7 separate regions of the Mus musculus genome follow, and all the other regions are linked to region 1. Evidence: chromatin loops called from intact Hi-C (ENCODE). Cell type or tissue: left cerebral cortex. All regions are shown on one strand. Region 1 holds the start of Ash2l (ASH2 like histone lysine methyltransferase complex subunit). Region 2 holds the start of Thap1 (THAP domain containing, apoptosis associated protein 1). Region 3 holds the start of Hgsnat (heparan-alpha-glucosaminide N-acetyltransferase). Region 4 holds the start of Hook3 (hook microtubule tethering protein 3). Region 5 holds the start of Pomk (protein-O-mannose kinase). Region 6 overlaps Kcnu1 (potassium channel, subfamily U, member 1). Region 7 overlaps Hgsnat (heparan-alpha-glucosaminide N-acetyltransferase).

Region 1 (4,000 bases):
CAGGGCTTTGCACGCAGCAGGCAAGTACACCACGACTCAACACCACACCTTCAAATGTTACTGACAACAGGTCTTGCCCACTGTAAATACCAAGCCCAGAACACACAGAATACATTATCGCAAACTTAATTACATAATCTCTTCTAATTGCACAGACTCCTTCCCAATCAGCCTGTAAGGTCAAAAGCAAGGACGATGCCCACACTCATACCTAATAGCACTCTCACCTCAATACTTCAGAACATGCCAAAGGAATGCAAGCAACTCCTCAGTCAGCATCTGGTCACTGGATAGGGTTAGAGTGAGCACAAAATACTACCTACTGACTTTTTTTCGGTATATTTAAAAATACTTCTCAATTGTCTTGAGATTGAAATATGATTACAGGGCTGGTGAGATGGCTCAGCAGTTAAGAGCACTGACTGCTCTTCCAAAGGTCCTGAGTTCAAATCCCAACCACATGGTGGCTCACAACCACTCCTAACAAAAATCTGACACCCTCTTCTGGTGTGTCTGAAGACAGCTACAGTGTACACATATAATAAATCTTTGGGCTGTTGTGAGCAGAGTTGGAGCAAGCAGGGCTAGAGCGGGCAGAGGTCCTGAGTTCAATTTCCAGAAACCACATGATGGCTCACAACCATTTGTATAGCTACAGTGTACTCATATACATAAAATAAATAAATTAATTAAAAAAAAAGAAATATGATTACATAATTTCCCCTTCCACCCCAGAACTGGGGTTCCTTGAGCTGCCATGTGAATACTGGGAATCAAGCCCAAACCCCTGAAAGGGTAACTAGTGATCTAAAATGCTAAGCCATCTCTCCAGGATCATGCTGTCTAGAAGGCCATGAAATGTACTCACGACGTGTCTATTCCAAAGGTGTCAGCGGTGAACCATTTTGTACATATCCCACACTGCAACTCCACTTCTCCCAACTGCCGCCCATTCTCCTCATCCACAGAGCCCGCCTGGGTATCCATCACTTCTGAAGTGTCTCCGGTACCTTCCTGGAGCCACAGGGCAATAAGAGAATCAAATGGCCTGACTACTTTTTAAAAAAAAAAAAATAGATTAAACATTTTAAAACCAAATCTAGTTCGCCTTCCAAAGGCCTCAGAGGAAATACTTACCAAAGTATCTTTTCCATTAGAAGATTCTGTCTCCAGACCACTTACATCAACCAAGTTTGCATCCCTATAATGAAAAGACAAACATCAAAATGGCCTTTCCTAAACAGAAAAACACAATGGTCCAAATACGGAGGGTATATCTTTTTCATGTCCTGAACGGGATGCCCACGAGAGAACAATCCTGAGTATTAGGAGGGAGGTTGTCAAGCAAGACAAATGTGTTCGCGGCCCAGGGATTCCTAGTGCACTGGGCTAACGACGGGAGGCTGCCGTCCTCAGTGCTTTCAGGACCAAGCATTGCAAGAGGGATCAGCGAGGTCTTCCGGGGCGCTAGAGGGGGAAACGCTCTTGGCTCACACTGGTGCTGATGGGAGCCGAGGAGCCGAGGAGCGGCTTGGAGTCCACAAGCAAGCAGCCAGCGGGGTTGCGGAGGGTACCGGGTGGGCGGGCGGGCCGAGCCGTTGGCTGCGGGACCTGGATCCGGAGGGCGACACCGGGCGGCGCGAGCCGCGGGCTTCCACGAGGGGCGGGCCCTCGCGCGTCCCCGGGGCTGCGAGTGGATTGCCTTACCCACTTTCGGCCTCTCCGGAGCTGGGCTCCGCTCCCGGGGCGGCTGACGGCCCCTCGCCAGCCCCCGCGGCCACCGGCTCTGTCTCTCGGTCCTCCGCCGTTGTGGCACTTGCAGCGGCTCCGGGACCAGGGCCGGCGCTGACTCCCGGACCAGGACCCGCTCCAGCCGCCGCCATCGCTGCTCCTTCCCAAGCTCTCGCGAGAATATATCTATGCGGCGAGTTGCCGCCACGCACGGCGCTCTTAAAGTGGGAAAGACCTTTTGTTGGGGGGCCCGCCACTTACTTGGGAAGGACGCACTTTGAGTCCGCCGCTTTAAGGCCAGAAAAAAAAAAAAAAAGAAAGGAAGAAAGAAAAAGGCAGGGCGCAACTCGGATTGCCCAGGTTTGAAGGGAGCCACTTAGGAGGTCTGTCCTTTGCTTTCCTCTTGGGACTTGAATTATTCAAAACGCCTGCTCATAGTCGTGGCTAAGAGTGGAAATCACGGCACATATGAGGATGTGAGAGACTCCCCTTTACACTGTGCGGAGCAGGCGATCATACTAAAACCCTAAAACGTAGGAAACTTCCAAACAACAACAAAGGAGCACTCTGGCTCACACCTGCCGGGAGCGTCTGTAACTGCGTAGCTGGCCGCCAGAAGCCCCGTTTCCAGGCGGCTTTTGGAGAGACTAGAGGTCTGATTCCAGAGAGCCCGAGGTAGTTGTGGGTGGAAAAGACGTTAGGAAAAGAAACATCTGGCCAGAGGAGGCTAGAAGTGCTGTGCGCTCGAGGAACACGAATTGCTAGTTCACGGAGGGAAGTAGAGCTCCAGGCGAGAGTGCTAGCAGAGGACAGAATTCAGCAAGGTTTGGGCCTTAGCGAGAAGGGCAGAAACGAGTAAGAAAGGGATGTCTGCTGGTAGCTAAACCCCTGGACTGAGTGCAAGCATATGGGTGGGCTCTAAACCCTAGCAAAATAGAAACTGCCGCCTCACCCCCATCCTCCGCGTGTGTGTGCGCTTTACGGATGTGTGCGCATGTATGTGGCATAGTGCACTGGACAGGTGAGAGGACAATATGGTGAGAAGAGCTTTCTTTCCCTCCACTATGTGAGTTCTAGGAATCTAGCTCAGGCTTGGCAAGCAAGTGCCGCCTTTGCCCACTGGGCCATCTCACGGACCATAAATTTGCTGTTTTAAAACAAACACACTTAGGGATTAGAGATCATTGATACTTTGCAGTTGTTAGGAGAAAGTGCCGCCATGACCAAAAATATCTTAAGCAAGGGGAGGGGGGATCTTGGTTGAGGGGGGTTCAAAGAGATAAGAATCCATGATGGTGGGGAGATAAGGCAGCAAGGATCTGAAATGGTGACTATCAGACAAGGCTGAGAGCTCGAATTCTCTATCAGAATCACCAAGCAGACAGGGAGAACTTCAAGGAAGCGGCTTCACTTTTTTCGTGTAAGCTTGCCCCCAGTGACTTACCTCCACCAGCAAACGTTCACCTCCCAAGCCTCCCTAGACATCATAACAACTGTTGTGTGAATGGGGACCGATCCTCCCCCCCCCATGCCCCACCTTACCCTCTCAAATGCATGACTTTTTAGAGATTTCCCCCTTCCATGTTAATATGTCTATTAGGATTGCCATAGTTAGATCTCATTTGGGCAGCCATATTGTTGTGACGTCATGGGTCGTTCCTGATAGCCATCACTTCATGGCACAGGTCCCAGTCCCCTGGCTTTTACAGTCTCTCTGTTCCCCTCTCCCTCAATGTTTTCTGAGCCTTAGGTATGATGTTGGAGATATACCCACTGGGACTGGGTACCCCACAGTTAACCAATCTCTGCGTTTTGACTAGTTGGAAACCCCTGAATAACATATTTGAAAACTGAATACAGCTATTTATAAAGCAAGATCATCTAGGGGCTGGGGAGATGGCTCAGTGGTTAAGAGCACTGACTGCTCTTCCAGAGGCCCTGAGTTCACTTCCCAGCAATCACATGGTGGCTCATAACCATCTGTAATGGGATCGGATGCCCTCTTCTGCTGTGTCTGATGACAGCTACAGTGTGTTCATATAAATAAAATAAATAAATCTTAAAAAAAGAATATCTACCATGAGCAAGTTGACTTTATTCAAGAGATGCCAGGATGGTTCAATATATTAAGTCAATAAATAAGTGGATTTAAAGACTGAAACCACATGGCCATCTCAAGTGATCGCAGAAAAATCTTTGCCAAAATCCAGCATGCCTTCATGATAAATCTCAGAGAGAATGAGTGAGTGAGAGTGAGAGAGAGAAAAGG
Region 2 (4,000 bases), 320 kb after region 1:
TCCATTCCATCCTCTGATTAACATTCAAATGTTTGTTTCTTGCATGGGATACCTACCCTTAGTTACCCTTATTCAGGTACCTTAGTATAATTTATACTTTAAAAAAAAAAAAGTCTCCAGCCCTTAATTTACACTTTTATTCTACTTTCCCCTTTATAGAATAAGCTCTATGAAGATACACTAATATGCCTCACTAACAGTTCTGTAAATAACATGCTAGCCCATATGGGGGCATAATATAGGAAAATGAACTAATGAACGAGATAAATGATCACTTACCGCCCACGTTACACCTCACATCCCTACTCCCATCTCAACACAGCAGAATTTATTTTTTCGATAGGTTTTGACTTTGTATACCTTGGTTGGCTAGAACTCACTATGACCAGGTAGTCCTCAGACTCAGCACAATTCTTGCCCTTCCTTTGTGAAGGCTGAGATTACAAGAGTGTGCTACCAAGCCTGAACTTGAAGTGTATTTAAACCTGCATCACCCTTCTGCTTCAAAGCTGACTGTGGAGACAGGTTGTTGCTCAGCACAAGAACCTCAGCATGGTAAACCAGCAGCTTACATCAGCCTGCAGAACCCCTTAGGCTCTTATCCTCTAACCTCTCCTCTTACTTGTCCCCCAAGCCACTGCACTCAGCAACTCCAACACACTTCTGCTTCTCCTTGAACAGGCTGGATCCCCAGGCCTCGGGAGGTGGGCTTCCCGTGCCTCATGGCACCAGGTACAGAAGATGTCCTCACAGCTAATTTGAAATCTTTCAGTAGTTGCTTCCTCTAGTAGGCCAGTCCTAGCCTCATCTTTAATAACTGCAACCTCCTCCAGCATTTTTCGAATTTCTGTGTGACTCTCCTTCTTCTCACTACAGAACACTAGCTTAGTAAAATAACTAGTAAGGCAGACTACTATACCACCCATCTTCACTATATAGCCCCTCAGAAGTACAGAACAGGTTTTCAATAAATAACAAGCCATATGATGTGTTCAGAGTTTAAGGTAACTACATAAATTATTTTTGGGGTACCATCTGTTAACCATATCATGATTTTTTTTTTCTTTGCAGTGGACTAAAGTAGAGAACCTAGTATCAATACCCTATAAAATGTTAATAAACCACTCTTCTGGTGTTCCTAATATATAGCTACTTCTCTGAAACGAATTTAGGTACAGTTTCTAGGTCCATTTAATTCAATGTCTCCTAATTTGTGACAACCAGAGCTGCTGAGGCTACCAGGTTCAGTAAGATGCTGCCAGCCTCCCCAGCACCCCAGTCAGATGAGACAGAGATGTTACAGCACACAATTACAGACATAAGTACACAACTTCACCAAAACAAAAAGGTATAAGGCAAACCTGACAGAAAAAAACACACAAGATACATCTTAAGGAAAGATGAAGCAGTCAGGGGACGGGCATCCCAGGCCAAGCAAAGCTGCCTATCTGAGCAGTTACAGGAGTGTAAGGACAAGCAGGGGAAGATGGTACAAACACAGGAGTACCTGCTGCTTATGCTGCCATCATCAGCAATTTGGACTTTATTCACTACAGAGGTATCCTGGGATGTCTAAGCTTTATAAACAAGGGGCTGGCAGTGTTTTTATGAGGGACAGAGAGAAAGCTGAAGACTAGGACTGACAAAAAGTTGAGACTGTGAGTACTTGAATTCAAGGATGGTGGTGAGAGAATAACCTCTCTATTCTATGAGGTTAACCTAAGTCTCGAGGAAGGGGTCCTAGGAGCAGCTGATAAGAGCACTTAGCATCAAGACTAATGATCCGAGTTAGGTCCCAGAGCCCACAAGGTGGAAGGAGAGAACCCACTCCCACAAACTGTCCTCTGACCCACAACATGTGTGCCTGGTGCCCAGCTGCCTGGAGTTATAGATGGTTGTGAACTGCCTTGTGGGTGCTGGGAATCGAACCCGGGTCACCTGCAAGAGCAACAAGTGTTCTTTTCTGCTGAATTAAAGCCTAGTTTTTTTGTTTTATCTCAGTGACACCAGGATTTCAGATTTAAGTAGTTGGCGAATGTATTAAACCATATACCTGATAACTCTGAAGGCAAGTCCATGTGTGCTCAAGTAAAACGAGCTAGGAAAAGATGGTATGTGGGTTCAATAGTCAAAGTTCTAGAGATGGTAGCCACTAAATAGATCCTTAAGAGAAGCAATATTTAAGGGTACAGAAAATAGTTTATAAGGGAGAGAATGCGCCACACACTCCAAACTACAGAGGGTCAAGCCTGTAACACTTGTCTTCAGCTTGAAAAATCGCTGCGCCTACACAAAGGTAACAACGTTCAGAAGTGCACTGTAGGGATGGAAAGATGGCTCTGCAGTTGAGAGCACTGACTGCTCTTACATAGGTCCTGAGTTCAATTCCCAGCAACCACATGGTGGCTCACAACCATCTGCAGTGAGATCTGATGCCCTCTTCTGGTGTGTCTGAAGACAGCGACAGTGTACTCACATACATTTAAAAAAAAAAAAAAAGGTCTTCCTTCCCAGCTTAGAGGAAATGAAATGCGCGTTTGTCCTCGTTGTCTAGTTAGACGGTCACCTGGATTCTGAACGTGGACCACAGGTTTGTACAATCCACGCATCTGCTGGTTCCCCCCCCTTTAAAAAAAAACTGCGTATGGCCAGGGACGAGCTCTTCCACGTTCTCCTGCAGGCTTTCGGACCCAACAGGCCGTTCTTTATCAAGCTGCAGCAGAAAACGCCGGACAAATTAACGACAGTCACCACTACGAGAACGACTGCAGTCAGGATCCCAAACAAACGCGCTCTCTTCCGGCCAAGGCGCAGAGGGCCCACCCACTTCCGCACTGCTGACCACGCCCCACAGGCGCGCCTCGCCCCAGCCAATGGTCAGCTTCCCTGGGAACGTTACCTTCAGCCAATCAGAGACGGCGAGCCGAGTCCTCGCGAGAGGTGAGGCTGAAGCTGCCTCCGCCATCTTGAAGATGGGAGACGGGCGACAGCTGTGGTCCTTCTGCTAAAGCAAACCCCACAACGGACAGGGTAGTCACTCCCCCACCCCAACCCCCACCCCACGGCGAGGTGATCGTCCCCGTAACTGCTGACCGACGCCACCGAGAGCGGCGAGCGTTATCAAGGCCGAGCGCGGCGACCCCGACGGCCCCCTTCGCCTGCCTCCCGGGCCGAAGGGAAGTGTGGAGGGCCAGAAGGATGGTGCAGTCCTGCTCCGCCTACGGCTGCAAGAACCGCTACGACAAGGACAAGCCCGTCTCCTTCCACAAGTAGGTAACTGGCGTGCTCCGCGGCCGCGGCGACAGGGGCGCGCGGGCGGGTGGGGGCGGAGCCCGGCGCGTGGCCGCGCGAGACCTGGAGGAGGCGGGGCGGGCGCTCGGGCGCTCAGGGCGGCGGACGGGCCGGGCCGGCGGGGGCGGGGACCCACGGGGGCGCGTCCCCGTGGCTGCGCGCCCCCGCTGCGCATCCCGGGCGCGCGGCGTCTCCGTTGGTCTTGGCCTCCGCTGGGGGCTGAGACCGCGCGCCTTCGCGCTCGCGGAGGGTTTCCGGCGGGCGGGCAAGCGAGCGAGCGACGCCCAGAAGCCTCTCGCAGCCCTGCGTACCTCTTCGTCCCAAGCCGCGGCGTGGCCGTGGCACATAGGGAGGAAGTCGAGCTGGGAACGCACAGGGGGAGGAGGACAGGTTTCGGACCTCACTGTGGATGCCGGGAAGGAAGCAGGGCAGCTGACCGGGATGCCAGGGAGGACTCTTAAGTCCTAGCGTCAAAGAACCAACCTTTAGCATCCATGGGCTTTAGAGGAGGCTCTTGGTATTGTCGAGATGAACCCCTGTCTTTCAACACACAGGAAGAACGAGACGATAGCACACACTTGACTCTGTTGCCGTGGTGAAGGTTAATGTGAGCGAATACCAGCTTTACCCCCACAGCCGTCAGGGCTCGTTCTTGTAGTGGGTGCAGCAATCAAGAAGCCAGGGTGAAAAATACTCTGGAGAGATGGCT
Region 3 (4,000 bases), 140 kb after region 1:
TGACAAGACTGAAGGGCACTAAGACTCCCTGCTCCAGCATTCAATCAAGAGGTACTTGCTTGATGACATCATTAAGTTGGCACTCACTTAGGACTGGGGTGTCTCCTCTCACCACATAGACTCCAGGGACTCAACTCAAGCAGAGTTAGGCTTGACAACACATTTACATTACACACAAACACACACACACACACACACACACACACACACACACACACACAGCATTTAAAAATGAACTTCTGGGGCTGGAGAGCTGGCTCAGCAGTTAAGAGCACCAACTGCTCTTCCAGAGGTCCTGAGTTCACATCCCAGCAACCACATGGTGGCTCCCAACCATCTGTAATGGGATCTGATGCCCTCTTCTGATGTGTCTGATGACAGTGTACTCCTATACACAAAATAAATAAATAAAACTTAAAAAAAAGATGTCTTTAAAAAAAAGAATGAACATCTGTGAGCAAAGATTTTTTTTCCCCAAAAATAGCTTTTCAAAAATGTTAATACCATCTCAAAAGTACTGTGAAATTCCAGTCCTTTTCGGTGGGGCTGGAGTATGACATCTGCAGAGATCATAGACTCGTAGCTGGTAAGGATGACTGTCTTACTGTGTGCCACATCCTAACAGTCTTATACGATAGATTAGTCTTTTTTTCCCCCTCCTGTGGGGACTTCTCTGCACTGCAGTGATTGGCCTTGAATTGTTGGGTTCAAGATATCCTCCTGCCTCAGTCTCCCAAGTAGCTGGTGCTCCAGGCAGGCACCACTGTGTGACCTAGAGAGACCAACCAACTTGCTTTAGGTCCGACCTGCTGGGAGGTAGGTAGGAGTGGAGTTCAGTCAGGGGCAGTAGTTAACTCCTAGGTTACCACACTCCAGAAAGGACGCAAGCGTATCTGCTCTGTCCCTCCGGCCTCCACCAGCCCTTGGATTTCTCCCTCATCTTTCAGCTGGATAAAGAGAAAACAGCAATTTGAACATGTCCTCCCAAAGCTCACCACAGCCATTTACATATCCTGTGAGTTTTGGAATATTCGTTTAACGGCTTTCCTAAACCTAGGTATTCTTAGGGGTTTTGTTTGCTTGTTTATTTGTTTGATCTGTCATAATTTTCTTTTTCATTCCTCCTGTTAATTTTTTAAAATGTGTTTGGGTGCCTGGCCTGCATGTATGTATGTATGTATGTATGTATGTATGCATACCACATGAGTGCCTGGTACCCAAAGAAGCCAGAAGATGGCATCAGAACCCCTAGAACTTGAGTCATATGTGGTTGTGCCCTGACATGGGTAGGTGGTATCAAAGGGCAGCCAATTCTCTTAAGCTGGAGTCATCTATCCAGGCTACCTACCGTTCATTCTTGACAGTCTTCCTTTTCCAGTGAGAGTAACTCCCTGTGCAACTACTCTTCACCCTATACAACAGCATCCTTTCCTGGACAGAATGGCTGGATTTCTACTTCTTAGTCTTTAGTAGTATGTTTTACGCTTAGATTTGCCATGTGGGTTTTAGGCTCAGAAAGAGCTTGACATTGTTACTATATAATTTGGGAGCATGTAGAGTCCCTCAGGCCTAGCTGAACGTCAGAATTGCCCCCCCAGGAAGCTTCAAATAAGAGCAGCAGTGAAAAGTTCAAACACCCTGGCCAGACCCCAAACTCAGCAGGATTTTCTTTTAACTCTCTCCTCCCAAGGACGGGTTGTAATTGCAAATTGTAACTCACACCGTTCTTCGTGCTTTTTGCATTGTTTCAATGTCTTTTTTAAAGTTTGGAAGCTGAAGGGGTGTTCAACACAGGCACCACATTCCAATTTCTATACAGAAAAGGGGATGAGATGGATAGGAAAAAGGCAGGTGACATACCTTGCCAGGTGACAGGCCCTATCCCAAACAATGCATAAAGGTAAGGGGTGGGGGTTTGGGGTAGAAGTGGGTGTTCACTTGCCTCAGTCCTCGACCCAAACTATCCTCTCGATAGGAGTTTGTGAAATGGAGTTGCGGGACCCTATGAACCTTCAGACCTGAGTCAAGAGAAGTCCCAGAATTCCTATTTTTTCACCCTTCCCCCTGGTGAATTCGGAGACGGACAGAGCACCCAGCCCCAAGGTCCTTCAACTGAACCTGGGAAGCCAGACCCGGGTCGCGGCTCCTGCGACGCCGGCACTGCGGTCCACCCCAGCGTGGACCGGGCGCGACGCTCAAGTCCTGCGCCCCGCGGGCCGTGGGGAGGTCCGGGGCAGGCCCACGCACGGTCCCCGCTACCCCTAGCCGTGGGGGCCGCTCGCTCACCTGGCTCCGCCCGGCGGCCGGGGGCCAGCAGCGTGGCGCTCAGCACCGACCCGGCCAGCAGCAGCGCTGCCAGCGCCGGGCCCGCGCCCATGCCTCCCACAGCCTCTCTCCGGGAGTTGCGCTCTGTCCCCGCAGCCGAGCTGCGCTCTTCTGCCCGGCGCCTGCGCGAGCTCGACCCGCCCGTCATCGCCCGCTCCCGTGGCGTCACCGCTCCTGTCCCGCAGGGGATGGCGGGGAGAGGGCGGGGCCGCTCCCTCCTAGGCACGCCCCGCGGAAGCTTCCTAAGCCCCGCCCAGCTGGGAAAGCATGCGTCCAGCTAGTGTCCACCATAGGAGGGCAGCCAGGCTGTTTTCTACCCTCTGCACAGTGTTTCTGTCCCATCGGGAGAAAACCGCAAAAGAGTGGTCTTTGCTTTCCCAGTCATCCACTCCCTCACCATTCCCTGAACGTTCTAAATTCTTGCATCTTAGCCTTTCAACGTACAGATACGTGTTACTCACCTTCTAGGAGAGTCCTTAGTAAAAATGACTACAGAGCTTCCCCCTTACACGCACAAACTCTGGGCGTTCACTACCTAGAGTGAATGATACACCCCTTAAAAGGTCTCCTGTTTCTGGCCTTGCACAGGTTGCTGCCAGTCTGTGGAAGTTTAAGGTGTCCAGGGATGAGGACCTTATAAACCACACTGCTGTCTGTATTCCGGGAGAAACCATCACACGCGAAAGAGGGCAGGCATGATGTTTGTAATAAAATTGTAGTTGCAAAATCGTGTGGGCAATCTGAATGGCCGTCAACGAGACAGCATCGCGCCATGCAGCAGTGGAAATGAACAACAGATCTTCCCATTTCCACCTGTGAGAGGCTTCCATAGGATGATGAAGGGGAAACTGGTTGCACTTAGCTTTGTAATGAGTTTATTTACTTTTTTTGATGGACTCATTTACAAATTCAACTATGCAAAGAAACATACCAGCAACCTCATTTAAAGAATCACATTCTTTTGTTACTAAACACAACAGTGGTCAAAATTATAACGTATAGAATGGATCCCAAGATTTAATGGAAAAAAGAAAAAACAAAACAAAACACCCTGTGCTGAAAAGTTTCAGGTTCCAATGTCACTGAATCCAGTTCTGAACATGTTTCTTAATATTTCTTTGTAATGGATCCCCAGACTGGAGCACAACTGCCTTAGTGAAAGACCCATTCATGTTCTATAATCAGCATATAAAATGTAGCACCCACCAAAACTAAAACAAAGGCCTAAATCCATCAAAACCCATAGTTCTGGGAAAGTCTCTAAAGATAATAACCTTGGTTTTGGCTTTTGGCTAACTGTTCTTTTTAACTAGAGTATTGCAACACAGGGTATAGTGTTGTGCTAAAGAGTTCACCAGCTAATAAGGACTTCCTATTGGCTTAAACCCATATCCAAGTAGTCTTCTCTGGTGGACTCCCCCACAATATGTTAGAAATATGTTCTGGGTCACAAAGAAAGAGACCATCACTGCACCCGAAGTGTCTGGACAAGGCAAACTACTTTCCTCTCGATCAAGGGTGTGCTCTGTGTGTCACACTTAAACACAGCGAGATAGAAATGAATCTGGTTTTTATTATAGCTCAGGGAGTGGCTAGAGCCCGACTTCACAATCTTATCCATTTAGCTAGTCTGAAAAAGACTGGCCCACAGGAAATGAAGGAGGAAGAGGAAAGG
Region 4 (4,000 bases), 280 kb after region 1:
GAGTTCGTTGCTTGGAAAACATGGAGAGGGCATCAATTCCAAAAAGCTGACCACTGACCTTCATATGCATATGCTGCCAACTGTGCCCATGTGCACACATCAGTTACACAAGGGGGAATTTTTTTAAAAGGGGACTGACAGATGTAATGCCATAGGTTTTTGTGTTTTGTTTTGTTTACCCTATCAGGTAGGAATACATCTTGCTTCAGGGGGAAGGAAGAGGGGATAAGGTTTAATGTTTAAGCATATTCTGTTGGGCTAGCTTGTTATATACTGACAGGGCACGAAACATTTCCCATCCTTTCAAAAGTCTTCCTGGTTTAAAGAATAATTTGAAACTTGGCTGAGGTGTAGCTCTGTCGTGTCACCTATCGCCGTTCTCTATCTGAAGCATAGCAGTGAAGTCTAGCTTCAGGCTTGAAGTTGGAACTTACAGAGCATGTTAACTATGCACTATTTCCAGTGATCTGAAATTACAAGAATGATCTAACACAAAACCAAACCATAAAGGTCTCCATTGTATAAAGGCTGCTTCAAAGGGCACAATCAGATTAATGACATACCCAGTTTATAAAAAAACAAAAACAAAAACAAAACTTCAAGCTGGGTGTAGTGATGCAGGCAGACTGCTACAAATTCAAGATCATAGTTTGAGGTCAAAATGGGCCACATAGCAAGATCCTATCTCAAATGCACACACATCTGTAGATTCTACTTTTCTTACATTTATTACAACCGACCTAAGTTAACAGTTCTCAAACTTCTCGGCAGTGTTCCTGCACAAAACAGTGATGGTTACCTTCCAGAGATCTGAACCTCTAACCTAAGGCACTGTTCAGTAGAATTTTTTGCTATTTGCATTTTACCTTTAAAGTGACTAAGACCAGGAGATGAACAGCTTAGTGGTAGAGCCTTCCCTTAAAATGCAGGAGGCCCAAATACTACCATCTCCCCCAATAAGCAAACAAAATTAACATGTATCACAATAGCCACTGTAAATGTATCTGGGTTCTTCTAAAAAGGACAGCTAACATTTCTAGCAGTAAGTAAAATGAATGTTCCTGGTTTATCCCATGGCTCTGCATATATGCCTGGACCTACCTCCAACCAGCATATGAAAACCAGAAACAAACACGGTTAACTGTCCAGCTAATGAAAAGGGCCGTTTAAGCCATGACTATTGACAAAATCCTGCATGTTTACTTGAAAATTCGATAACCTTAACCCTCATCAATTCCAAATTAGAATCTCATGGTGCTTTAAAAATGTGTTTCAGTTCCATTACGAAATCCCTCAATTTTTCCAGTTCAACATTTTTATCGTTGGTTCCTTTTATAGGTACCATCACATCGTTTATAACAGTCAAAATGCATCTCGCGTTTTAAATGTTTTGCCTCTGAGTGATTCTTCATGTTTTGTCTATCCACCCTGCCAATGTACTATTTTCCAATGGGCAGGGCTTCATCCATCCCTCAAGGGGCTACACTCCATCCTGGCTGAACGCTACAACAAAGGCGAGCAGCATCGCTTAACTAGGGGGTCCCGACTGCCTCTACCGGGCGCCCAGGCAGAACCAACGCTTTGGATCACTGGGAGCTTGGGAGCGAAACGCCAGCGCCTCATCAAGGCAAACAGTCCTAATTACAGTGTCGCCTGCACCCCATCATTAGCCCCCACCGGGCAGGTTTCCTCTCGGACAGCAGCCAACATCTCAGGCCGGACAAGTTCCTCCTGGACCCTGGGCCCAGCCTGCCTGAGCCCGGCCTCTCCCTGCTGACCCTGACCCGGCCGCGGGTGTAGACGCGGCCGCACCGGCTACTCAGCTCCGCCCGTCCCAAGCCCCGGATGTGACGGCAGGTCGCCCCGGGGCGTTCGCCCCCCGGGACGAGCACCGGTGTCCGCGAAAAGGTGGCGGAGCTTTCCCACCGGCCCGCTGCCCACCACGTACCCAAGTGAGCAGGCTCTCGCACAGCTCCACCCGCTCCACAGACTCCACGTTAAACATCTTCCTGGGGTGGCCGCAGCGTCTCCCTTCAACCAACCAGAAGCCGCGGCCGCTCGGCTCGGGGTTTGAGTCCGAAGGGGTCAGGCAGCAGACCGGGCGTCTGGCGGACCTTCTCTTCCGTCCGTCCGCTCCCGGGGCGCGGACGCTGGCAATCGCTCCGCACTGTCACCAGCCCCTCCTTCCCTCGCTCGGGGCCGCGCACTCCCTTGCGCGCACCCGGCGCCGCCAGCCCACGCCCTCTTGCGCGAGCGCCGCGCCCCGCCGCGCCGCGTAGCGCGAGTCCCGAGGTCCGAGGGCCACTGCGCACGCTCGCGCTCGCTCAGCCCCGCCCCTAGAGGCGCGCTCCCAGAGCCAGTCCAAGGCCCGCGGGCGCGCGCCCCGGCCGGGCCCTGCGGTGGCGGCCGGTCTGTGTGTCTCTCCAGTCCGCTCACCCTCGCCGGGGCTCCGCACTGCGCGTGCGCTGACGCCGGCGCTCTGGCTTAAGAAGCCGCCTGTAGTTTGCACGGGAGGAGTAGCTAGGTAGTCCCCGGAAATGAGCTCTATGCCGACCCGCCGACTGGCCCGGTAGTTCCTCGGCCGCGACGAGGTACGCGCCCCCCTCTCCGGCCGCGGGCGTGTGCCAGGCCACGCCCCCGCACGGGCGGGCCGGGGACCCGCGGACTGCGGGACTCGGCGCGGTGGCGGTGGGGGGAGCTGCGGGACCGCGCGAGGGTAGGCTCCGCGCCCACCGCTTCCCTCCGGAAGCCGGAGCGCAGCCTTCCCTGAGTCGCCGGAGCCTGCCCAGAGTCTCCCTCCGGGCGAAGGTGGAACGGCTGACGTGGGCGCGTCTCGGAGGCTGGGGGCCGGTTTGGCCCGGCTGTGGGGAGCCCGGCGTTCCTCCTTGGAGCCCCCTTCTCCCACAAAAAACTTTACCCAAAGTGACAGAGGGTGGACGCCAGTTCCCCAGTGCGTAAGGACCCTTGCTGTTCCTAAGGCCTGCTTCTTGTGCTAGGAGTTGGCTTCATTGAGGTGCATCCTTGCCCGACTTTCGATTTTTTTTTTTTAATACAAGCCTTGTAGAAGGTTTCATATACGTTTTTAAGTCGCATGCAGAACAGTGCGTAGCAGTACATGTTTGAGGAATATTAATAAAATGAATTGCCACATTCCCAAGAGTTCTTCCATCCATACCATCTCTAATCTGATTTTTGTGATAGGCACTTACTTTATTTTAAAAGCTTTCCCTTTTAGCTTTTTAACCAGATGACTATGCATGTAGTATAATTTTCCTTTGTTTGATTTTGAACTTTTATGAATGGATATGTATTGTGGCTTTGGCTTTTAAATAATATTAAATTATCTGCAAAAATCCCATGATTGTCTAATATCCTATTGTGTGACTACAGCCTTGTACCCGTTCTACTATTGATGTGCACTTTGTTCCAGCTTAGGGCGTCTAAGAATAATGCTATAATAAACAGTCGACCTTAATGCAAAGATATTGGCGTTTCCAAGACAACAAGATACAAGATATATGCTTTGGAGTCCTAGGAGAATCTTGGATTCAAAGGTATGCATAACCACCAGATCATGCAGTCTTTGATTAGCAGTGCCTGGGAAGAAGTTATCTTCCCAGGGCACACCTTCACTTTTTTTTTTTTTTTCTTCAGTTCCTGGGGACTTCTTTCCCATTTGAAGTTGGTTTTCTCGCTGAGCTTTTAGGATTTCAAAAAAACATTGAGTTTTTGTTTTGTTTTGCTTGCGTGGTTGGCTGTGTGTGTGTGTGTGTGTGTGTGTGTGTGTGTGTGTGTAGCCCTGGCAATTCTGGAACCTGCTCTGCAGACCCGGCTGGCCTCAAACTCAGAGATCTGCCTGCCTCTGCCTCCTGATTGCTGGGATCAAAGGCTTACCACCGCTGGCAGCATTAAATTTTTTAAAATGATCCTTTTATCGACTACTGCTTGATGATCACATGTAATCGATCGTTTCATAGATTCGAAAAATCTTGGGCTGAGG
Region 5 (4,000 bases), 150 kb after region 1:
CTGTAATGAGATCTGACTCCCTCTTCTGGTGTGTCTGAAACAGCTACAGTGTACTTACAATCTTAAAAAAAAAAAAAAAATTCTCACCCACTACTCATACTCCAGTACCATATATGCATGTTCAGTCCCCTATGGTCTGGGTGAGCATCCTCCAAAGGCCCATTCATTAAAGACTTGGTCTCCAGCTGTTGGCACTACCAGACAGCAGCAGAACCTCGAGGAGGCAGAGTCTGCTACAAGGAAGCTTCTGTCAGTAACACGTGACCTAGAAGGAGACACTGGGCCCTCAGCCTGTGTCTCTGTGCTTCCAGGATGCCAGGAAGTAAGATGACCTCTCCCATCATGGTCTTCCCCTCTTCAATTTTCTCTTCCACCGCTCTCTCCCGCCACGACGAGCATAATGACCACAGGCCATAAGCAAAGAATCCCACGGCTGAGCCCAAGAAAATCCTTCCCCTTTAAAAGCTGACCATAGCAAGAAAGGCCAGCAACACTGACAAAATGCTGCAGGAACCCAGAATTCATATTTTTCAATCTACTTATTTTATACACAGGAGTGTTCGCTTGCATGCACACTGTACAATATGTGCTATGTGTGCCTGGTGCCGAGGGAGGTCAGAATACAGTGCTGGATTCCCTGAAACGGAAATTATGGACAGTGGGGAGCTATTAGGGAATTGAACCCAGGTCCTCTGCAACGAGTGCTGTTAGCCACTAGCCATCTCTCCAGCCTTAGAATCCATACTATCAGATCTATGCGGAACCCTCTTTGCTTGGCAATCGATTAACACACCTGTTTCTTGTGGACCGCCCAGGCAGCCCAGAGCTTAAAGAAGTGAGTATGTGTGGTCGGCAGAGCGGGAACTTCCGGCACTGTTTAAACACCAAGGCTATTTGATAACGGTGAAAAAGGACCAGCTGCTGTATGTCGACTGCTTAGGTTAGTCAAGGGAAATAAGTCAACTAAATGAATTGCCAATATGCAGAATATTTTACACAATTCGAGAAGGAGCTGGTGTCACCCAATTCAGACTAAATTTCATTTCCCGATAACTATTTAAACAGTCTGGATGTTATTTAGTTTGGACAGGCGAAGGTGGGGGCGGGGGGCATCAAATTTACTAAAGGTCTAAAACTGGTTTTTAACAAAGAGGGGGAGAGAAAGCGAGAGCATGGCGGACAGCCTCCGCTCACATGGTTCAATAGCAGCTCCCGGTGCATGGTACTGGGATACCATGGATACCGGGAGAGGGGTTGCGTGGTGAGCATCCAAAGGGAATGCATGGTGCACCCGGAGGAGGGGTGCGCGGTAAGCACGGGAGGAGCCAGCACCAGTACCCGGTTTAGTTTTCATGATCCCCATGAGAGGATCCACTTTGGGATTGGGTCCGGGGGCTCAGGAGGGTCAGGCTTGGAAAGGCCCCACAGAACCCTGTCCCGCTTCACTACGCCCCGGAGCCTACCTGGCGACCACCAAATCCGGCTCGCATTCCAGGACGCCTGCGCGGCCGGAAGCGGTCGGAGACGAGCGTGAGGCTGCCTCCTGGTGGCCGCCTCTTGCCTTACAGTGGACGCCCGCGCCAGCGTAGGCGCGGTCATCCATACCCTGGTCCTCATTTCCTCTAGCCAAACTGGTGAAGGCCAGGCTGCAACAGCAAGGTTGAGCCTGGGACTGGGGACCTCAGAGGGGCTGCTTCCTGATCTACAGCTCTACACTCTCTGCAAAGCGGTGGCTGCCAAAGAGTGATCCTCAGAAAAGCAACACGAGCAAATCGCAGAGTGAGGCTCAGTGCACTGATAATGCCTCTGGCTTTGAAAACTATGTGACTTTGGAGCTTTGGCCTGAGACGCCAAGCTGCGCGTCACAGATTTCAGGGCCAAACCTCAAGTCATGCGAAGGCTGGAAGGTCTCAGCGTGCTACACTAGTATTAGTACTGGAAGTGAAATGGGAGGGGTAAGGTTGGGAAATGGAAAATCAGACATATCATCTACTTCTAAACTGATTTATTTTCCAGATTTGAAATCAAAACATACAGTGTGTGGGTAAAAACAAAAACCATCTATGTTTATTATCCAAACTCTAAGCATGCTAAAGAACCCAGAATCTTGATCTAGGAAGCACTAGAGGAACCGACAAAACTCCCTTCAAAGAATCCCTGTAAGCAACTTTTGCTTCTCAGACTGACAAATGCGTTTGTGTGTGGTGTGCCAGAGAACTCAAAGGCCAGGAGTGATAGATAGACTTGCTGGTAATTGTGGTCCCCCAGATACCAATGCTATATGAACTAAACTCAGGTTCTGTGGGGCCATCTCTCCAGCACCAGGGCTATTTATAGTAGAAAATATACCTGGATGTATAACAGCAAGTATTTCAGAAATAAATTATAGGCATTATATAAAAAACACCATTAAGAACACTGTTTAATGAATAGTTTCAGTTTGTGAAGCTTTAAAACTTCTGGTGATGATGGAGGTAATGGTTGTAAAATAATGTGAATATATTGGATGCCACTGAAATAAACACTTAAAAATGACTCAGATACGGGCTGGAGAGACCCCCTCAGTAGGTAAGAGCATTGGTTGCTCTTCCAGAGAACCTGGGTTCCTGGCATCCACTTGGCAGCTCACAACCACCTGTAACTGAGTTCTAGAGGATTAGACCTCCTCCGCTTCTGCCCTCTGAGGGCACTGCACACACGTGGTGCTCAGACATATAAGCACGCAGAACACCCAGCCACATAAAATAAATTCCAAAGCAACCTGTTACAAAAGGACTAAAATCAGGAGGTGTGTTATATAGAGTTTGCTATAATAAGTGATGATGCTGCAGGGGGCCACAGAGATGGCCAGCAGGTCAGCGTGCTTGCCACCAAGCCTGACCATCTAAGTTCAGTTTCCTAGGACCCCTCCTAGGGGAGGGGAGAAGGATTCTCACCATGTCATCCTTAGATCTCCAAATGCACACGCATGGACACACACACACCAAATAAACGTGACATTAGGTGATGCTGTGATGATGCATCCTGACATGAAGAGCTATTCATGGCACATGGATGTAGTGCTTTTGATGCTAAGCATCCCGCATAGGTCCACGTGGTCCTCTGCGGGGCAGGCTGCTTTGGAAGTGGAGCCCTGTTAGAGGATGCGATTCCTTAACAGGCCTTACTTCCTGTTCACGCTCTGTTTCCTGGGTCTGAGTGCCAATCTCCCATGGGGCAGCCATCAAATCACTCACTGTCTGCTGCTGTATCCGTCTTGAAATGATAGCCTGTGTGCCCTTGGCATAATGAAACAAAGTAACAAGTTGCTTTTGTCAGAGAATTTGATTACAAGGTGAAAGTTAACTAAGACAATGGCTAAGGGTGGGAAACAATCCCATGCTTTAAAAATGTTTTTAATGTTGTGGCACCTGGATCGACTCCAGGAGCCCATGCTATCCTCACACCCCGGAAGCCAATAAAACAGTGATTTCAACAAAAGATGGGGAGGGGACTTCCGAGAAAGATGGGAAACTTCCATAAAGCACAGCTTCAAAATCCAAGCAAAATTAAGGGTAGAGCTATTTGTGTGGTCAAGGAAGACTGGCATTTGGAGCAGCATGGATCTGGTCAGGGGATGTCTGCTCTGTTCTCCCCTGACCTAAATTCAGTACGGCTAAAACCTGGAAGTCCTCTAGTTAACCACGGAGCAGCAAAGAAGACTCCTAAGTCAGGAAGTAGAGGAAACCCTCATTTCTGTGTTGTTCTATCCCTGTTCTCACTTCTGCCTTTTCCTTATTTATTCCCAGCCACCTGCACCACAGTAGCATATGTGACTGCCAACCAAAAACTGCAGGACCAGAACACAGTAAAGCCTTCCTTTCTACCCAGTGGAAATGGACTCTGAGGAAGCCCAAACCAGCTCGCCCTGCCTCCCTCCCCAGGCCCAACCTGCTTCATTGCTATAGCACGATTGTGGACGTAGGCAGATTCTTGTCTGTGTGTGTTTTTAAAATTATTA
Region 6 (4,000 bases), 71 kb after region 1:
TTAGAGAGGCAGCAGACACGTGCCACTTCCGGGGCTGTTTGTACGGTCTGGGGGCTCTTCCCTTGGTCCTGATTCCTTGTTCCTCCCGGAAGTGGTGGGGTGGGGAGGCGGTGAGCATTGCCGATCTCCTGGACCCCTTTTCTGATGCTATTCCCACTCTCCTCACCGGTGACGGCATTCAGCCTCCGCCACATTCAACCTTCTCCTTGCTGCTCCTGCATTTCCGCTTGGCTGGGAATGGTGGGGGCGGGGAGAGGGCGAACATGCTCAATCTCTCCACATCAGGGTCCTGTGGCCCTTTTCTGCTATACCGTCCATAGCCTGCTGGGTTCACTCTTCTCCCTGCCTGCTGGGTTCTGTCTCTGCTGCATCCAGTCACAGCTGTGCACGGCCCATGATCCTGGCCACGTGAGAGAGGGTGGGGTGGGGGATGAACGTCCATTTGCCTCTCCAGGTTCGGCGATCATGGCTCCGCTCACGTTCTCCATTCTGGCCACTGAATTCAGCGTTGATTATGGTCCCAGCAGTGCAGTCTCCCACAGGGAGACTCTCTCTACCTCAGACCTTGTGTCTCTCGTTTCTCTGGACCTAATTTGCTGTGTCCCACCAGTCCATATATGGGAGAGTTGGCGTATTTCGAGCAAGAGCATCCTCTAACCTAAGCCTTAAGTGGAAGCTTTGCAATTTATTAGCTATACATCAATATGCTCCCAGCTCCCTTAGGGTTAGAAGGAACCATGTGACTGGAGCAGGTCAATGAGCTATGGCTCCAACCTTAGCGTTATCACCCATGTTTCCTGAACATTCTCTTCACTCTCTCTGCTTAGACCAACGACAAACGACACAGTGGATGATACCGACATGCTGGACAGCAGTGGCATGTTTCACTGGTGCAGAGCAATGCCCTTGGACAAGGTGGTTCTGGTAGGTCACCACACCTCAGAGTCCCAGTGACAGAAGTCCTTTGGAGGGTGAAGAATGACCTGTGCATCATAAGGAGCACTCGGCTCTTTTGTAAACCATTAATTCAGAAGGAAAGATACATCAGCCACACACATCACCGACCACGAGGCATGACACAAAGACTGGGTAGCGGTATGCTGGGGTTAAAATGCATGTCGCTTTACCTATGAGGTCCTTCTTTGAGCGGTTTATCTGAAGTAATGACTTCTGACAATGCTTTCCTGAAACCTAGCAAATCTAAAGGTGCCAGATAAACATATTTACTACAGTGTACATGTTTACAACTTAACACATTCACTTAAAAAAAAAAAAAAGAGGAATCTGTTAAACGCTGCCTCCCCTCACCCCTGACCCTGAGCCTTGTAGATGTTGTAGTTCTGCGCTCAAGCAGATACCCTTCCCATCTACAACTACCTAATAATTATAACTATTTCCTTGATTTTCAAAAGCACTTAAGTACACATACCATTCCCCCTATACCCCATCTCGGTGGTTCAATGCCAGTATCCTGACAGGACATGTCCCAATATTTATAAAACCTGACCCCCCCTATTTGATCAGAATCATTACTCTCTCGGAGCTGTGATAGCAGCAGGAAGACTCCTCCAGCTGCCAAACCAGTATCTCAGCAGTTCCATCCGTGCTCAGTAAACATCCACGGAGCATGCTCAGTAAATATCCACGGAGCATGCTCAGTAAACATCCACGGAGCAGAAGCCAGACGTGTTTTCAACAGAGAGCAGGTTTTTAAGAAAAGCTGAGAGGTTGGATCCAGATGGGCACATTGATGAGAAGCAGGGAGCGGGGTGGGGGTGGGGGGTGGGAGAGAGGGCTTTTATTAGATCACACTCATTAAGCACACAAACAAATCTTTCTACCTCCCTTACAATGCTAGTTATAGAATGCATGGAGCTCAGAGCGAGTGTTTGCTGTTGCTTTTATTATTGCTTAGGGCTTTGAATTTTTCCTCCCAGGAATGGAATGCCCAGATGTTTAAAAACTGGACTTTGAACTTGGTTCTTCTTGTACAAAGGTAAAGGACTCATTTTAGGTTAATTTGAACAAAGGACTGTCTAACAAACAATCTCTCTTAACTGGGAGATAGAGTTTGCCATTGTCAGTTGGAGAAAGGGGCTTCCAGGGCTGTGTCTGTAGATGAAGTCTGCTGTGGATCGTATTTCTAGCTGTTCAGTTCTCCCCAGAAGAGCAACTGCTAGACTTCAGGCATGTTGCATGAGATTTCATTAGAGGCTTCATTACTCATGTGAAATTTAAATACATTTAACTCAGTCTCTACCAACATTCAGGGGTCCTCTTTTTAAAAAAATTTCTGAGCTTTGGGGAGGGGGTAGTAGGGCACACCTTTAACGCCAGCACTTAGGAGGCAAAGATGGGTGGGCCTCTGAGTTAGAGGCCAGCTTGATCTGCATAATGAGATCTAGGCCAGCCAAGGCTACCTGTGAGATGCTATCTCAAAACATACAAACACAGACACAGACATACACACACACACACATTAGAGCAATGGCTCAGCAGTGAAGAACACGACTACTTCAGAGGACCCAAGTACCTATCTGATGTCTCAGATCTGTCCATAACTCCAGTTCCAGGAGATCTAATACCCCCTTCTGACCTGTGGGCATAATACACACATGTAGGCAATATACACAAAACATAAAGTAATGAAATATCTTTATAAAATATTTTAAATTAGCACACAAATAAACAACCTAGGAGCTTAATAAAAATTGAGCTTGATTAATATCCATTGAACAGTGCTCTACTTTCAACTTTGCACATTTAAAGACATTGAAGGCCACAAAAGTTAGAGCAGTTGGCTCAGCTAAGACAGGCAGAATACAAAGTCAAGACTCTTTGCTACATTGTCACCTAGTCCTCTGTCACTTCCCACTGCCACAAGAGATGCCTGTTCTCTGAGAGAAATCACTCTTTGTCTTCAGTAACTTTGTAGTTTTTAGTGTCTCTAAGAATCTGGGGGAAATCCTAATCTAAACGTGTCTTTTACATGTCATTTTGTTTCCAATTTAGAGATATAGAGAATTTGCCTATTGATAATAGCATGAAATACATTAAATATTTGGGATTAAATGAAGTTTTAAAATATGATTTCTTTAAGCGTGTGTGTGTGTGTGCACATGCATCTACCACATGTGTGTGGGTACTCATGGAGGCTAAAAGAGGGCATCAGGTACCCTGGATCTGGAGTTACAGGCAGTTGTGAGGCGCCCAAGGTGGGTGCTGGGAACTGAACATCAGAAGAGCATCGAGTGGTTTAACTTCATGATGGATTTCCTTGACTTGGTAAAGAATTTGTCAAGTCAGTTCAGTATATTAGATGTAATCATATGAATTTACTGAGGGTCAACCATTCTTGATACATGAAAAGGAAATTTCACTATGAGAACCCATTGAACACCGCAACATGATGTACAGTTTAATATAACTTCCCAGGTTCTCTTGAACAGATAGGTTTAGCAATGGGACTTGGAGGTCTCTGATTTTTTTATTTAATCATATACTATTATATATATATATATATATCTTACCTTAACCTGATTCTGGCATGTGTATCCTTAGAAACGAAGTGAGAAGGCAAAACACGAGTTTCAGAACCACATTGTAGTATGCGTGTTTGGAGATGCCCAATGTACCCTGGTGGGGCTTCGGAATTTCGTGATGCCCCTGAGAGCCAGCAACTACACCCGGCAGGAGCTGAAGGACATTGTTTTTATTGGGTCTCTGGAGTACTTCCAGAGAGAATGGCGATTTCTCCGAAACTTTCCCAAGATACACATTATGCCTGTAAGTATCACATGAGGATAAGAGTACTAGTATTACTAACAATAGTAATAACATTTATAGTTTACAGTTATACGGCACCTGCTATGTGACAGAGCAGCTAAATTGTTTACCTGTTGGGAACTAACTGGGTGTGTGTGTAGGGGAAAGTGGGGGAAGGGAGGAGCCCACATCCGGTCAGAGTTCCTCCTATGCTCTGGGCAAGCGAACGTGAGAG
Region 7 (4,000 bases), 110 kb after region 1:
CCTTGCCTGTCCTATAGACCAGGCTTCCCCTGCCTCCCAAGTGCTGGGATTAAAGGTGTGCGCCACCATGCCCGGCTCCCTTACACATTTTCTCCAGCAATCATCATTCAAGTGTTTGATATCGAACACTATGCTATTTATTTATGTAATATAGTTTTCTAAGAAACTAAGCCTGAGAATTTAGATATAAAGATGTTGTCCTCCTTGGGACTAGGAGCGTAGCTTAGTGGTAGAGTGTGTTACTTGGCACACACCAGGCTCTGGGGTCCAGGCTCAGGAAATAGAAATCATTTTTAAAGATGTTATTCTGTGAACCCTGTTATTCAAGACAACTGTTCCCCGTCATGCCGAGCCAGCGACTGCTCAACACTTCATTTCTTCTTAAACAAGCGTTGGCTTTAAGAATAGCAATCGGGGGTGGGGGTGGGGCTGGCGAGATGGCTCAGTGGTTAAGAGCACAGACTGCTCTTTCGAAGGTCCCAAGTTCAAATCCCAGCAACCACATGGTGGCTCACAATCATCCGTAATGAAATCTAATGCCCTCTTCTGGAGTATCTGGGGACAGTTACAGTATACTTACATATAATAAATAAATAAATCTTTAAAAAAAAAAAACCCAGCACTTGGGAGGCAGAGGCAGGCAGATTTCTGAGTTCGAGGCCAGCCTGGTCTACAAAGTGAGTTCCAGGACAGCCAGGGCTATACAGAGAAACTCTGTCTCGAAAAACCAAAAACCAAAAAAAAAAAAAAAAAAAGAATAGCAATCAGAGTAAAGAAGGCTGGCTACTTACAAGGATACAGCACCAGGCGGCAAATCGGGTCAGGATGGCTTTCGTCTGATCCTTGTAATACACCAGTATTTTTCCTGCCTGGGGAAGAAAACAATATGACCAAGAGAGTCACCTAAGGTGAATTCTTGTTTCTATCTTCATCGAGTTAACCATCTAGCACACAGAGTTATTTGCTAAGTACACGTTCTAGACTCTGGGGATATAAGGAGGAATGCAAATTGACCCCTGTGCCCTGGTGGAGACAGAGCATTAGAGCAGGCAGGATGTTCCGGGTGAAGGAGAAAGCACACACAGAAACTTGTTAAAGCACAAGAGTGCCACAGTAGGATGAGAAATGAAATAATGGGGCTGGTAGGGGGCTCAGCAGGTCTCACTCAGATCAGGGGCTTTCTCCCAGAGGTTTTGGGGAGTCCAGGAAAGTTACCCCTTATCCTAGTCACAACCTTTTTTTCTTTCTTTTTTTTTTTTAAGATTTATTTATTATATCTAAGTACACTGTAGCTGTTGTCAGATACACTAGAAGAGGGCATCAGATCTCATTATGGATGGTTGTGAGCCACCATGTGGTTGCTGGGATTTGAACTCAGGACCTTCAGAAGAGCAGACAGGGTTCTTAACCGCTGAGCCATCTCACCAGCCCCCAGATACAACCTAAAGTCACCTGAGAAAAGGGAACCTCAATCTCGACAAACTGCTTAGATCACACTGGTCTGTCAGCATGTCTGCCGGGGACTGTTTTGATTGCTAATTGATATAGGAGGGCAGGGCCCACTGTGAGCAGCGCTATCCCTGGGTCAGTGCTCCTGGATGTATAGAAGAGCTGCCTGAGCACACGTGAGCCAGCAAGTAAGGCAGCAGGCAGCGGACAGCAGGCAGCTGGCAGCCCTCCTTCCTGCAGGGCTTTTGCTTTAAGTTCCTGCTTTCCTGCAGACCCTCACTCCCCTCAATGAAGGGCTGAGACCTGCCAGTGAAACCACCCTCTCCTCCCCTCAATCACTTTCCCACAGAGTGTTTTATCACAGCAACAGGATGGAAACTAAAAGTAACACCCATTTAGGTGACAAGAAACTAGGTCAGACTAGCTTGGCTACAAAGTATCTGGTCTGGCGGCACTACCCAAGATGCATAGGAGCAAAACGGAACTGGGTGCCGGGGAAACTAAAACCTCAGACAGGGCGCTGCACAAAACTCTCTGAACTAGAGTCAAGCTTTGAAAGTATCAAAGGATACAGTGTTAATCATTTATAACAGTAGCTGAAATGTACCAGTGCTGCCTATGTGCTAGTTTTGGGGGTTTTGTATAAATTAACATATTCCATCCTTATAACACCCCTGGAATTAGACACAGCAAGTGTCACCCAGCCTGCACATGAGAGCTAGACACAAATCCACACAGTGTAGCTGTGAGCCTGTACCTAAACTTTTCCACGCTAACCCAACTGCTCTAGCAGGCTGAGGTTTGCCTAGCGTGTGTGTAGAGAGAAGGTGTGTATATAAAAACAGAATCTAAGCACCACAGGGATAGAGGCAGGGTGTCAACCCATTAGTGGAAAATTATTTAATCCCCTAACTGTACACAGTGTAGCTGTGAACCTGTACCTAAACTTTTCCACGCTAACCCAACTGCTCTAGCAGGCTGGGGTTTGCCTAGCATACAATTTAATAGGACCACCACTAGCTATGTGTGGCCATTTAAATTTTAACTGGAGTAAAATTAAAAACTGAGGCTCTTGGTCTTACTCCAGCCACATCCTGTACTCCACAGACTCCTTGCAATGGCTGCCTGCATGGTCAGGATACCCTCTCCATCACAGAATGGTCTCTGGCCTGCTGTAGAAGCCTTTCTACTCTCCAATTTGTTCCCTCAAAGAATAAACTCAAACGCCAGAGAGGACAACTTTGCGTAGAGAAATCTAGCCTGCTCTGAATCATACAGAAGTGCACGAGGGACACCAAGAGTGACCAGATTTGATTTGGGGCATAAGACACGCATGCTTTAGATCCATTTACATAGCTGGCTGTGACTGGAAGTCTGTGTCTTTCCTAAGTTCACACAAGGAAAACTCAGAAGGTGTTGGGACGGGAAGGAGGTCTGGTCCTTCTGGGGCCAGTGTGGATCTCTGCACGTATGAATACACTTTATGATCTTACAAAGGGATGCGACAGCAAGTTCAGCATTCACATCCTTGTAAGCGCCACCCCGTGTGGCACAGTGCTCATCCCTCCACAGGCTGCATGCTGGGAAGCAGAGATGGACCCCTGTCTGAAAAGGAACCTGTCAGCACTTTGAGCTGGGGCCTGAGAAGCAACTTCTGCTGTTTATGAGTTAGTCCATCTCTGCTGTTTTGTTGTCTGGTGGCCTCTTCATGTTAGCAATGTTGAAACATTCTGAAAACTCCACATGGACACTTTCATAGCGTCTGTTTTCATTTGTCTTGTTCTGTGACCCATCTGGTCTCAAACTCTGAGTCGTCCTGCCTCAGCCTTCCAAGTGCAGGAATTAGAAATGTGGCCATTGTCAGGCATGGTGGCAAGCACCTGTGTCAAGGCCTAGGTAAGTGTTACCTGTTTGAGCCTTCCACTTTGTATTGTTACTATGTTGCTTCTGCTGTTACCAGGAAACTTCTTCTTTTCTTTCCTTTCCTTTCCTTTTTTTTTTTTTTTTTTTTTTGGTTTTTCAAGACAGGGTTTCTCTGTGTAGCCCTGGCTGTCCTGGAACTCATTCTGTAGACCAGGCTGGCCTCGAACTCAAAAATCCTCTTGCCTCTGCCTCCCAAGTGCTGGGATTAAAGGCGTGACCAGCACTGCTAGGCTACCAGGAAACTTTTTCATGCTTAAGTTGACTACATATTCTGTCCTGTGCCGTGCCCTTGGAAACTAATCACCAGAGAAGTCGGTAGACTCATCTACAACAAGCTTGGGCCAGAACCAGCATGAGCCAACCACCCAGCAACACTCCCTGCTCCTAAGTATAATCTTGTATTGTATTTGCCTTTATTGGCTGCCCCTGGGATGGACCCAACATCAGAGAGACACCTGCATCAACAGAAGAAGCTGTCTGGAATGAGACGTCCATTTTGTGGTTTTAGTTCTTAAGACCTCCCTGGGAACTGACACACTACTTGGCAGAAAGTGACACGTACATGGGTAACTGAAGACACGAATGTTAGACAAGTTCCATCCTGGTAGGCAAATTAGAACATGAATAC

The links. A loop is a pair of places that touch in the nucleus more often than their neighbours do. Peaks named below come from ENCODE experiments on the same cell type or tissue, not always from the same donor. Only the 100,000 strongest peaks of a DNase experiment are listed, where the experiment ranks them.
Region 2: it touches region 1 in a loop (2.9-fold over the local background); 10 of 42 quality-filtered maps call a loop at or near these places.
Region 3: a loop joins it to region 1, with 7 times the contacts of the local background. A loop is called at or near these places in 15 of 42 quality-filtered maps.
Region 4: a loop joins it to region 1, with 2.3 times the contacts of the local background. A loop is called at or near these places in 2 of 42 quality-filtered maps.
Region 5: a loop joins it to region 1, with 2.5 times the contacts of the local background. A loop is called at or near these places in 13 of 42 quality-filtered maps.
Region 6: it touches region 1 in a loop (2.3-fold over the local background); 2 of 42 quality-filtered maps call a loop at or near these places.
Region 7: a loop joins it to region 1, with 2.6 times the contacts of the local background. A loop is called at or near these places in 5 of 42 quality-filtered maps.

Annotation. Positions count from the first base shown.
Region 1 is chr8:25,838,875-25,842,874 of GRCm38, forward strand. Ash2l (ASH2 like histone lysine methyltransferase complex subunit) reads right to left here and starts at 1,913. Exons shown (of 16, transcript NM_011791.3): 1 at 1,708-1,913; 2 at 1,138-1,201; 3 at 869-1,014. The coding sequence starts at 1,883. In left cerebral cortex, CTCF peaks have their summits at 431 and 1,648; DNase peaks (open chromatin) are centred at 1,948 and 2,448; H3K4me3 peaks cover 2,401 bases; H3K27ac peaks cover 1,588 bases.
Region 2 is chr8:26,155,253-26,159,252 of GRCm38, forward strand. It overlaps Thap1 (THAP domain containing, apoptosis associated protein 1), which reads left to right and starts at 2,917. Exons shown (of 3, transcript NM_199042.2): 1 at 2,917-3,269. The coding sequence starts at 3,199. In left cerebral cortex, a CTCF peak has its summit at 2,447 (motif pointing left); DNase peaks (open chromatin) are centred at 2,888, 3,390 and 3,888; H3K4me3 peaks cover 1,920 bases; H3K27ac peaks cover 1,446 bases.
Region 3 is chr8:25,974,239-25,978,238 of GRCm38, forward strand. It overlaps Hgsnat (heparan-alpha-glucosaminide N-acetyltransferase), which reads right to left and starts at 2,506. Exons shown (of 18, transcript NM_029884.1): 1 at 2,287-2,506. The coding sequence starts at 2,473. In left cerebral cortex, a CTCF peak has its summit at 2,491; DNase peaks (open chromatin) are centred at 2,493 and 3,010; H3K4me3 peaks cover 1,527 bases; H3K27ac peaks cover 520 bases.
Region 4 is chr8:26,117,010-26,121,009 of GRCm38, forward strand. It overlaps Hook3 (hook microtubule tethering protein 3), which reads right to left and starts at 2,215. Exons shown (of 22, transcript NM_207659.3): 1 at 1,949-2,215. The coding sequence starts at 2,005. It overlaps Rnf170 (ring finger protein 170), which reads left to right and starts at 2,359. Exons shown (of 8, transcript NM_029965.4): 1 at 2,359-2,591; 2 at 3,431-3,554. In left cerebral cortex, no CTCF peak of the experiment used is centred here; DNase peaks (open chromatin) are centred at 1,680 and 2,406; H3K4me3 peaks cover 3,591 bases; H3K27ac peaks cover 2,065 bases.
Region 5 is chr8:25,992,624-25,996,623 of GRCm38, forward strand. Pomk (protein-O-mannose kinase) reads right to left here and starts at 1,498. Exons shown (of 5, transcript NM_029037.4): 1 at 1,464-1,498. Gm31402 (a long non-coding RNA gene) reads left to right here and starts at 671. Exons shown (of 2, transcript XR_378826.3): 1 at 671-940; 2 at 3,789-4,000. In left cerebral cortex, a CTCF peak has its summit at 1,538 (motif pointing left); DNase peaks (open chromatin) are centred at 880 and 1,505; H3K4me3 peaks cover 1,360 bases; H3K27ac peaks cover 971 bases.
Region 6 is chr8:25,910,023-25,914,022 of GRCm38, forward strand. It overlaps Kcnu1 (potassium channel, subfamily U, member 1), which reads left to right. Exons shown (of 27, transcript NM_008432.3): 20 at 828-924; 21 at 3,562-3,786. Among named protein-coding and RNA genes, the nearest start is that of Kcnu1, 62 kb to the left of the region's middle. In left cerebral cortex, no CTCF peak of the experiment used is centred here; a DNase peak (open chromatin) is centred at 1,643; H3K4me3 peaks cover 822 bases; H3K27ac peaks cover 824 bases.
Region 7 is chr8:25,947,143-25,951,142 of GRCm38, forward strand. It overlaps Hgsnat (heparan-alpha-glucosaminide N-acetyltransferase), which reads right to left. Exons shown (of 18, transcript NM_029884.1): 15 at 792-869. Among named protein-coding and RNA genes, the nearest start is that of Hgsnat, 28 kb to the right of the region's middle. In left cerebral cortex, no CTCF peak of the experiment used is centred here; no DNase peak of the experiment used is centred here.